3 separate regions of the Mus musculus genome follow, and all the other regions are linked to region 3. The links are chromatin loops, found by intact Hi-C in ENCODE. Cell type or tissue: left cerebral cortex. All regions are shown on one strand.

What was found. A loop is a pair of places that touch in the nucleus more often than their neighbours do. Peaks named below come from ENCODE experiments on the same cell type or tissue, not always from the same donor. Only the 100,000 strongest peaks of a DNase experiment are listed, where the experiment ranks them.
Region 1: it touches region 3 in a loop (5-fold over the local background); 2 of 42 quality-filtered maps call a loop at or near these places.
Region 2: it touches region 3 in a loop (5-fold over the local background); 6 of 42 quality-filtered maps call a loop at or near these places.

Annotation. Positions count from the first base shown.
Region 1 is chr1:41,673,351-41,675,850 of GRCm38, reverse strand. No RefSeq gene overlaps it. Among named protein-coding and RNA genes, the nearest start is that of Gm29260, 68 kb to the left of the region's middle. In left cerebral cortex, no CTCF peak of the experiment used is centred here; DNase peaks (open chromatin) are centred at 990 and 1,431; H3K4me3 peaks cover 362 bases.
Region 2 is chr1:41,809,571-41,812,070 of GRCm38, reverse strand. All of the region lies in intron 1 of Gm29260 (a long non-coding RNA gene), which reads right to left. Among named protein-coding and RNA genes, the nearest start is that of Gm29260, 68 kb to the right of the region's middle. In left cerebral cortex, a CTCF peak has its summit at 1,554; DNase peaks (open chromatin) are centred at 763, 1,540, 2,019 and 2,109; H3K4me3 peaks cover 913 bases; H3K27ac peaks cover 1,156 bases.
Region 3 is chr1:42,713,235-42,715,734 of GRCm38, reverse strand. The region is part of intron 1 of Gm46091 (predicted gene, 46091); the gene reads right to left. It overlaps Pantr2 (POU domain, class 3, transcription factor 3 adjacent noncoding transcript 2), which reads left to right and starts at 2,281. Exons shown (of 4, transcript NR_110495.1): 1 at 2,281-2,380. In left cerebral cortex, a CTCF peak has its summit at 999; DNase peaks (open chromatin) are centred at 1,051, 1,242, 1,970 and 2,254; H3K4me3 peaks cover 1,350 bases; H3K27ac peaks cover 1,309 bases.

The sequences.
Region 1 (2,500 bases), 1.0 Mb after region 3:
AGAGAAATATGTGTTTGTTACACCAAAGAGGTGGGTAAATCCCTGCGAACTCCCTGTCATCGCTCCAGCAGTCTGTGAAGCAAAAGAACCAAGATCTCCCTGTAGCAAAATTTGAAGATGTAATTCTTTGGTGTCAGGACGCCTCTCAAAAAGGGAAAGGAGAGAAAGCACAGCCTGCCACCACGGTGTCCCCCTCCCGTTACTCAGGATTGCTCTAGCTTGGCCACACCACTGTCTTCGAATGGCTTGCCTGTGAAGGTGGCAAGTGCCTTAGCAATAGATAAGGCTTAATGGGGATGTCACAGCCCTGCCACTGCTGAGCTGCTCTGAAAGCATGGGAGATTTTTAACATAATAATTATAGCATAATCATTTAAACATAATAATTATAACATCTTTTGTGTAAGGTCTTTCTTCCATGGAGGCTTGCCAGCATTCATCACCATCAAAAGTATTTATTTAGCACCCGAATGTGTATAGTTCTGCTGAGTGCTAGCATTTTCTTCGCTAATTTTTATAACATCTTAAATGGGTAAAGAAAAGCTGGAGGAGGAGAATTAGGAAAGAAAAGGTTAAAGAAAAGCCTTGGCTATTTTAAACCTCCTTCTAACAACTTCTGAGGAGAGAGGTGTGGAGGGACCCCGGAACCACAGAAAACTCTTTCCTATGAGAGTTATGGAAACAAAAAGACTTACTACTTAGGAATCTAAGTTTTTCCTGGAAAAGCATTAAGTAATTAATTTTTAAGAAACTTAAATGTGTTTAACATTTCCTACTTACAAATATATGAAAGAATGAGCACTTGAACTAAACATCTCTATATTCAAACGAAACTTTTAGAAGAATCTGACAAAGCGGAAGCTCTCCTGCTTGATGTTATTAAATGTTGTCTAATTTCTTCAGGGTTGGCAACGCCGTGCCAACCCCAGAGATGCTTTGGGATCTAAATGAGTTTTGTGTGAAACACTTGAATATTTTCTGTGCATACTTACATGAAAAACACACGCAGCCAATTCAAGGCAAGTAGGTTGTGGGATTATATAGATCTAGAATTATTTCCACGATTATTTTCACACCACAGCTTACACATATGTTGAAAAGTCTATTGTAGGATATACAGTATTTTGAAAATCCCAGAAGGACTGGAAAATAAAGTGTAGATATTTTGCAAAATACTTAACCAAATGGTTCACACAAATATAGAAGCAAACTGCACGCTTGGAGATTCCCTTTTAGACCCTCTTCACTCAGCTTTAACATATGTGTCCTACTTTTTTAAAATACCGAAAATATTTGCAAGTATGTTTATTGAAATGTTTCTAAATTCTTTGCAGTAGTCACCCCATTTACATCCATACATAATTCCCACTCCTTTTTGTGTGCATGGCGAGTGTGGGGTGGAAAAACTCAGATAATTATATCTTTACGAGTTTGTAACATTTTAAATTTCCAAAGGAAAATTAGACCCATAATTTTTTTTCAGATGTGCAGCTGAGAAATACTTTTTTAAATCGCTAATTTCACTGCAGATTAACACATTCAGTTCTGCCAAAAATCTGCCTGCTCCCATCCTTCCTCAGCTGAGCCAGCCACTCTCTCCCCTGACACACTCCGCTCTGATGTCTTGTAAGAGGGAAAACAAAAACCAAAACCAAAACAATAAAAAACAAAACCTTTTATTCCAAGGAAGAGAAGAGATGGGAAGTTGATCGTTTTTTAAGCTTTCGAAATTTGCTTTTCTTAAATAGCAGAAGAAACAAATGAAAATTAATTAAAGAATCATTTAATTGAGTAATAAATGATAATGCATTTCTATTACATATGTTCCCAGCCCAACAAATTCACTGTGTAAAACGCGGGTTTTGTTCAGAGTGGTATTCTTTTTACTGCTAAATGCATCCCCCTCCATTTCAAATCAGGAAATATGATTTACAAAAAAATTACAATTAACATTTTAGATCTTCATTATTTGTAAAGTAACATGAAAACAGCAACCAAAAGAAACAAAATAGTACTATAATATAAAATAATCAACATTTAAAAAGTTACTTTTTCCATTGAAATGTAAAATGTGGAAACTAAGTATATTACACATTGTACCAGTGTCTGATATAAATTGTATGTTTATGGGAGTATACAGTCTATAGTATAGTTTTGATATTAGCATGGCTTCTATTATGTTACATACAAGTATACAAATTTTATACAACATATGTTTATATATATATATATATATATATATATATATATATATATATGCATGTATATAATGTATATATAAACACAGATAAATAGATTACATATATAAGCATTGTGTAGCGTCTGTGTGTGTTTGTATGTTTGTATGGTGTGGTGTGTGGGTGTGCATGTGTGTTTGTGGGGTGTGGTGTGTGTATGCGTTACTTGGGCTTTCTCCATGGCAGAGGTGGCTGTAGTTCCTGCATTGTGAAGGAGAATTATGGCAGGGCATTGAAGCAATTGTTTGTGATATGCATTTCTCC
Region 2 (2,500 bases), 900 kb after region 3:
CCAATGCAGGTTGATTTCACAGTGTGTAAAAGGCTAATTATCTGTGAAAAGTCTGACCTCAAGTAACAGAATTACAGAAATGTTCATGCATTTTTATTTTAAATAAAACTCAAAGACATTACTTCAGCATCCTAAGGAAATCTGCATAGTCAAGGCACGAGGGAAGACATTTGAAACTTAAACAAAAATAAACTCTGTAGGGTGTGATAGTGTCTGGACATAAATGTTACTGATAGATCCAGGCACCTGAGATTACAGGAAAAAAAAACCAAACAAAAAAAAAAAAAAAAAAAAAAAACCTCATGCATCTTTTCCTACTCTCAGCACACAGCCATCATGATGGGGGGTGGGAACCTCAGTATGCGACAGAAGTAGGTTAAGTGTATTTTGTTTACTGAAGACAGGCTACCATAAAAAAGAGAAAATATTACTACTTCTTTACAGGTACCATATGTAATTCATTCTGATATAGGAATATTTATCCACTAGCAGTAATAACAAACTACAATTTTTGTCATGAAAAAAATAAATTGTATTTGCAAAAAGCAAACACATTACAGACTGTGTAAAAACGCAACATTCCCATTTTCTAGTCAGAGTTCCAATTTATTGAAGTAACAGAGCAGAAAATGCACTGACAGCTGTTACATTTTATTGCGAATTAGTATATAGGTTTTATATCCAGTGAGCAAACGCATGATACATTGTATTCCAGTAATTGCCAGTGGCTTTCAAAATGGAAACAGGATGATCTCAGTGCAATTATGCTCAGGAGAGCACACAGAACAGTCCCCAGCTCCACACTGCAATACTTTAACAATACTAACATTAAGTATATTTATTTCCTTTTAGTTTCCCCAAAATTAAAGATCAAAGAGGTCAAGCTGGATTCAAAAGCATCAGAGGTATTTTTCAACTGCTATATGTGACCCCCCTCATCCCACAGTACAATTTTTTTGATTTAAGTCCATGTAGTAGGATATTGTAGTTCAGGATTCCAGGAAGGTCAAACACCTCCTCCCTCCTCCCATCTCCTCTCTCTGGGTATATTGTATCATTATTTTACTTCTGGGATGTTTCCTCTGTTTCTCTCTTGGCCCCAGAATGTAAGGGGTTAAGAGACGTGAACAGGGTTAAGTTTTGGCATGCTTTAGGAAATGAGCTGTATGCCCCTGGACTCCTCTTTACTCAAAACAGACAGATCGTTTTAGACTCCTTTCCTGTTCTCCCCCAGTAGCTGTTCTTTCTCGCACATGACCATTAGCTACAGTCCTGGGGAAAGAGCCATTTGTTTTCATAAGTGTTAACTCGGATTTCATGGCTCGCCTTACTAATTCTTAGGACTACAGAATTACAGGTACATGCGCTGCAACCTTCTAACCACTCTTCCAGTCAGTTCTCATTTATATGAAGCAAAATTTTGCATATCCTAAGAAGTCTATTTTCCCCTGTTTTTGCAAACCTTTATAACCCACTTCAATTGCTTGGCACCTCCTCCTCTGACGCCTTCCCCACCATCCATCTCTGCTGGAGCCTTCAATAAATCCGGCTGTCTCCTCCCCTCTAGTGGTTGCCAGCCAGCCTTGCAACAGAGAAGCTGGGACTGCAGAGCTCATACATAGAGGGACACTTGTGCTCTTTTTTTTTTTTTTTTTTTTTTTTTTTTTTTTTTTGATTGAGAGAAAAGTGGGGTGGGGTGTGGGGTGGGGATAAACCCAGCAGTCTATCACCGCAGAAATAAAATTTAGCAAGCATTTAAAAGGATATTCTAGCAATGTCTACGGCTTCATCAACACCAACCTGCTGACATAGATTCGCGATCCCAGTCTGTTATTAGTGATTGAATTAATATCGTGTCACAACTTGTATCTGGTTTAATAAAAGAAACCCACGAATACAAGAAAATTGTGAAAAGCACTTAATAGGACTTTCCCCAGCCAAGGCTGGAAGGGAAATTCCATGCAGCTAGAACAACAAAGATCAAGGGCCATGCTCCTTACACCTGGCAAGGTTGTCCCAGGGCAGCTCAGGAGTCCCTTCATAGAACTCAAAGCGTGAATGCAGCATGGCCCCTGTAGAAGCCGTCATCAAAAGCAACAATAGCTACAACAGAAAACTAATGATGTTTGTCACCCTCGTGTCAGAACTGGTGGTGTAACAATAAAGAAGCCGGTGGTGCCCTTTGCCACTACAGTAGCCACTTTAAAAAATAAAATAAAACAAAAGTGATAGCTCAGCTTTCCTCGCCTCTCTCAGCTGGTTTTAACCACATAGAAATGCGCAAAGTTATCCACAAGGAAGCGACTCTGCTTAATCTTAATAAGAGATCCAAAATACTGGCCCTTCTTGCTTGCCTGCTAAAGTATTGATATCATGGATTTGTGAGTTTTAGTATTTCTAAATAAAGTATCAATTTTTTTCTCTCTACAGACACAATATACAGATAAAGTTTATTATCCCAGGTAGATTTTCTTTCACTTAATTGAAAATGAAATATTAA
Region 3 (2,500 bases):
AGTTGGCAGGGCTGGTAGAGAGCGACTAGACAAACTTAGAAAGAGAAGTTCCCACTTGGAGATGACTGACAGCTACAGAGAAAGCTGCAATGGTTAGTTTTCAGATGTCTCATGTCAGGAGTGGGCTTCCTGTGGCATCACTGCTTTTTAGTCACCCCTGTGCCATCTAATTAACACCTAACCTATACTCCTATTAGTAACCCCATTATGTTTTTTTTTTTTTTCAAAAAAGAGACTCGTTGATTCACCAAATTAGACAGTGTGGCAATCATTACTTTGGTCTGTCCTGGGCTTCTGTCTTGCAGAGAGAGTACATAGGTACCTGTTGCATCTATCACATGCCTATCACATGACGCTACCTGAGCTACACCTCCTGGCTGGGGCAGTGTGGCTTGCCCAGGACATCCAAAGGCTATTCCTGACTAATACCACTTGTGAGACTCCACTAGACTGGCCCCTCCCAAGCCCCAGGGCAGCGCTTCAGTCCACACCTTTCTCCCTGGATAAAGGCTTCAGCTCTTCTAGACCCACTGCTAGGCTAAATCTCTAGATTGCACACTTTGAAGTGGTTGCTATTACCTTTATTCTTCTGCTTCCTTCTGTCTGCAAAAGCTTAGGCTCACGGGTTTTCATTTCAGAAAACCAGCGCACCTCATGCGAATTCATGAGACTTCCCATCTCAGGCCCAAAAGAAAACCATAAAGACTTTGAATGATACCAGAACCCTATTCAGGCAGGTGTGACACCAGGGAACCTGGCAAGCAGTCCTACCAGGAGTGGAAGAGAAGGTCCAAGAAGCAGCCTACAACTGCCCCAGGGCTCTGGAAAGGTGAGCCTGCGAGAGTGGTCAAGTCTGGAGTTCTAGGGGACGAGAGTTGTGAGAGTAAGAGAAGGGAAGTCAAGGCTTGAGAGTGTGGATAGAGTTGGGGAAAGGACTCTCCGGAGCCCAGCCTGGGCACCTCACAGGTCCTAACCTCCACCCACTTTCAACTTTTTGCTGTTCCCGTTAGATGGCGCTCAAGACTTTCTAACCATTTGTGAAAGTGCTCCTGGTCCGGAACAAAAAGAGCCTTATCGAGAGAGAGAGTGTGGAGTGGGCGTGAGCGGGGGGGGGGGGGGGGGGGCTGGGGGGGGGGATGTGGGGGTGAAAGCACACCAGGGCGCGGGCGTCGCCTGGCACCAGGAGGAGCGGTCACGGGTCAGCTGGCCCCGGGCGGGGGTGCATCCCAGGCAGGGCCTCCTCCGCAGCGGGCCCAGAACTTTCTCTGCTTCCTCTTCCTTTCCCATTCCGCTTTTCTCCTGGTCCCTGCTGAGCAGTTGGCAGATGGGTTTCGGCCTCCGGAAGGCCGAGGACTGCACATCTATGCAGGCCCTCCGTGCTCTGGAAGAAAGAGGCCTGGAATTGAGCAGTGGCGCTGGGGTTCAGACCAATTCTCCCCACGAGTACCCCCACAAGGGTTCTGAGTTCTCAAGCTCCAGCTCTGCACATCAGCCATGGGACAGGTGCAGGTTTTGTTTTAGGCTCTCAAAGTGATGTTTCTAAGTTCCCCGAGTGCATGTTTCAAGCAATACAGAGCAAACTTTCTGGTCCCCGGGCGGATGACGCCTGAATGAAGTCAAACCACCGTCCTTTTAAAACTATAAAATGAAAGAAACTAATGAAAGGCCCTGGAAACCCTGAAGCATTAGATGTGACCACTTATTTTTAAATAATTATGCGACGAGTGATCGGGGCTTCCAAAGCTTTCCAAATATCTCTTCTTTCGCAGTCTCTAGGAAGTGTCTTGACTGTAGGCGAGCGGGTACTCTGATCTTTCCCTTCCCTTCCCTTCCCTGTTCGCCCAAGTGTTCAGGAGCTGTGTGCCCGGTTACCCCTAGGACCGGAGGGAGCAGACACCTTCCTTTGTGAGTCCCCCTGGCTGGGAACTTTCCCGCGCGGCGGGTTCCCCTTTAAGAAAGTAGCGATTGCTATGAATATTTAATGCGGAGCTGGAGCCCGTCGGGCCGAGGGGAGACCCGGCCCGCGCTCTGCGGCCGGGGCGTAGCTCTAGCTCATCCCCCACCAGTTCAGCCACGGTAGGATGAGGAGGATGAGGGTTTGCGGGAGGAAAAGCTTTGGAGAGATGGGGTGCGGGACTATGGAACCCGCTTGAGTCCAGTAGGCCAGCGCGGGTCATTTCCATAAGAAAGCCGCAACCCAGCTGGAGGCTGCGGTTCTTCATGGCCTCCCTGCCCCCACCATCATTGGCAGCGTGTCGCGGGCTTCTCTGCAGCCTAGATCTAGGCGACTGGTGTGGATTGGTGTTGATGAGATGTGGCTTCCAGCGTTGCCCGACTCAGACCTGTTTCCAGTCTGGATGGAGCGGACCGACTGTGTGGGGTGAGTCCAGGGTGCGGCGGAGCCAGTAAGAGTTGAGGAGAGCGCGGGGAAGCTAGTCCGTAGTGGGCACCTCGGATTAGGAAGTCCTGAGAAGTACTCTGAAGCGGGGTGTGAAGAGAG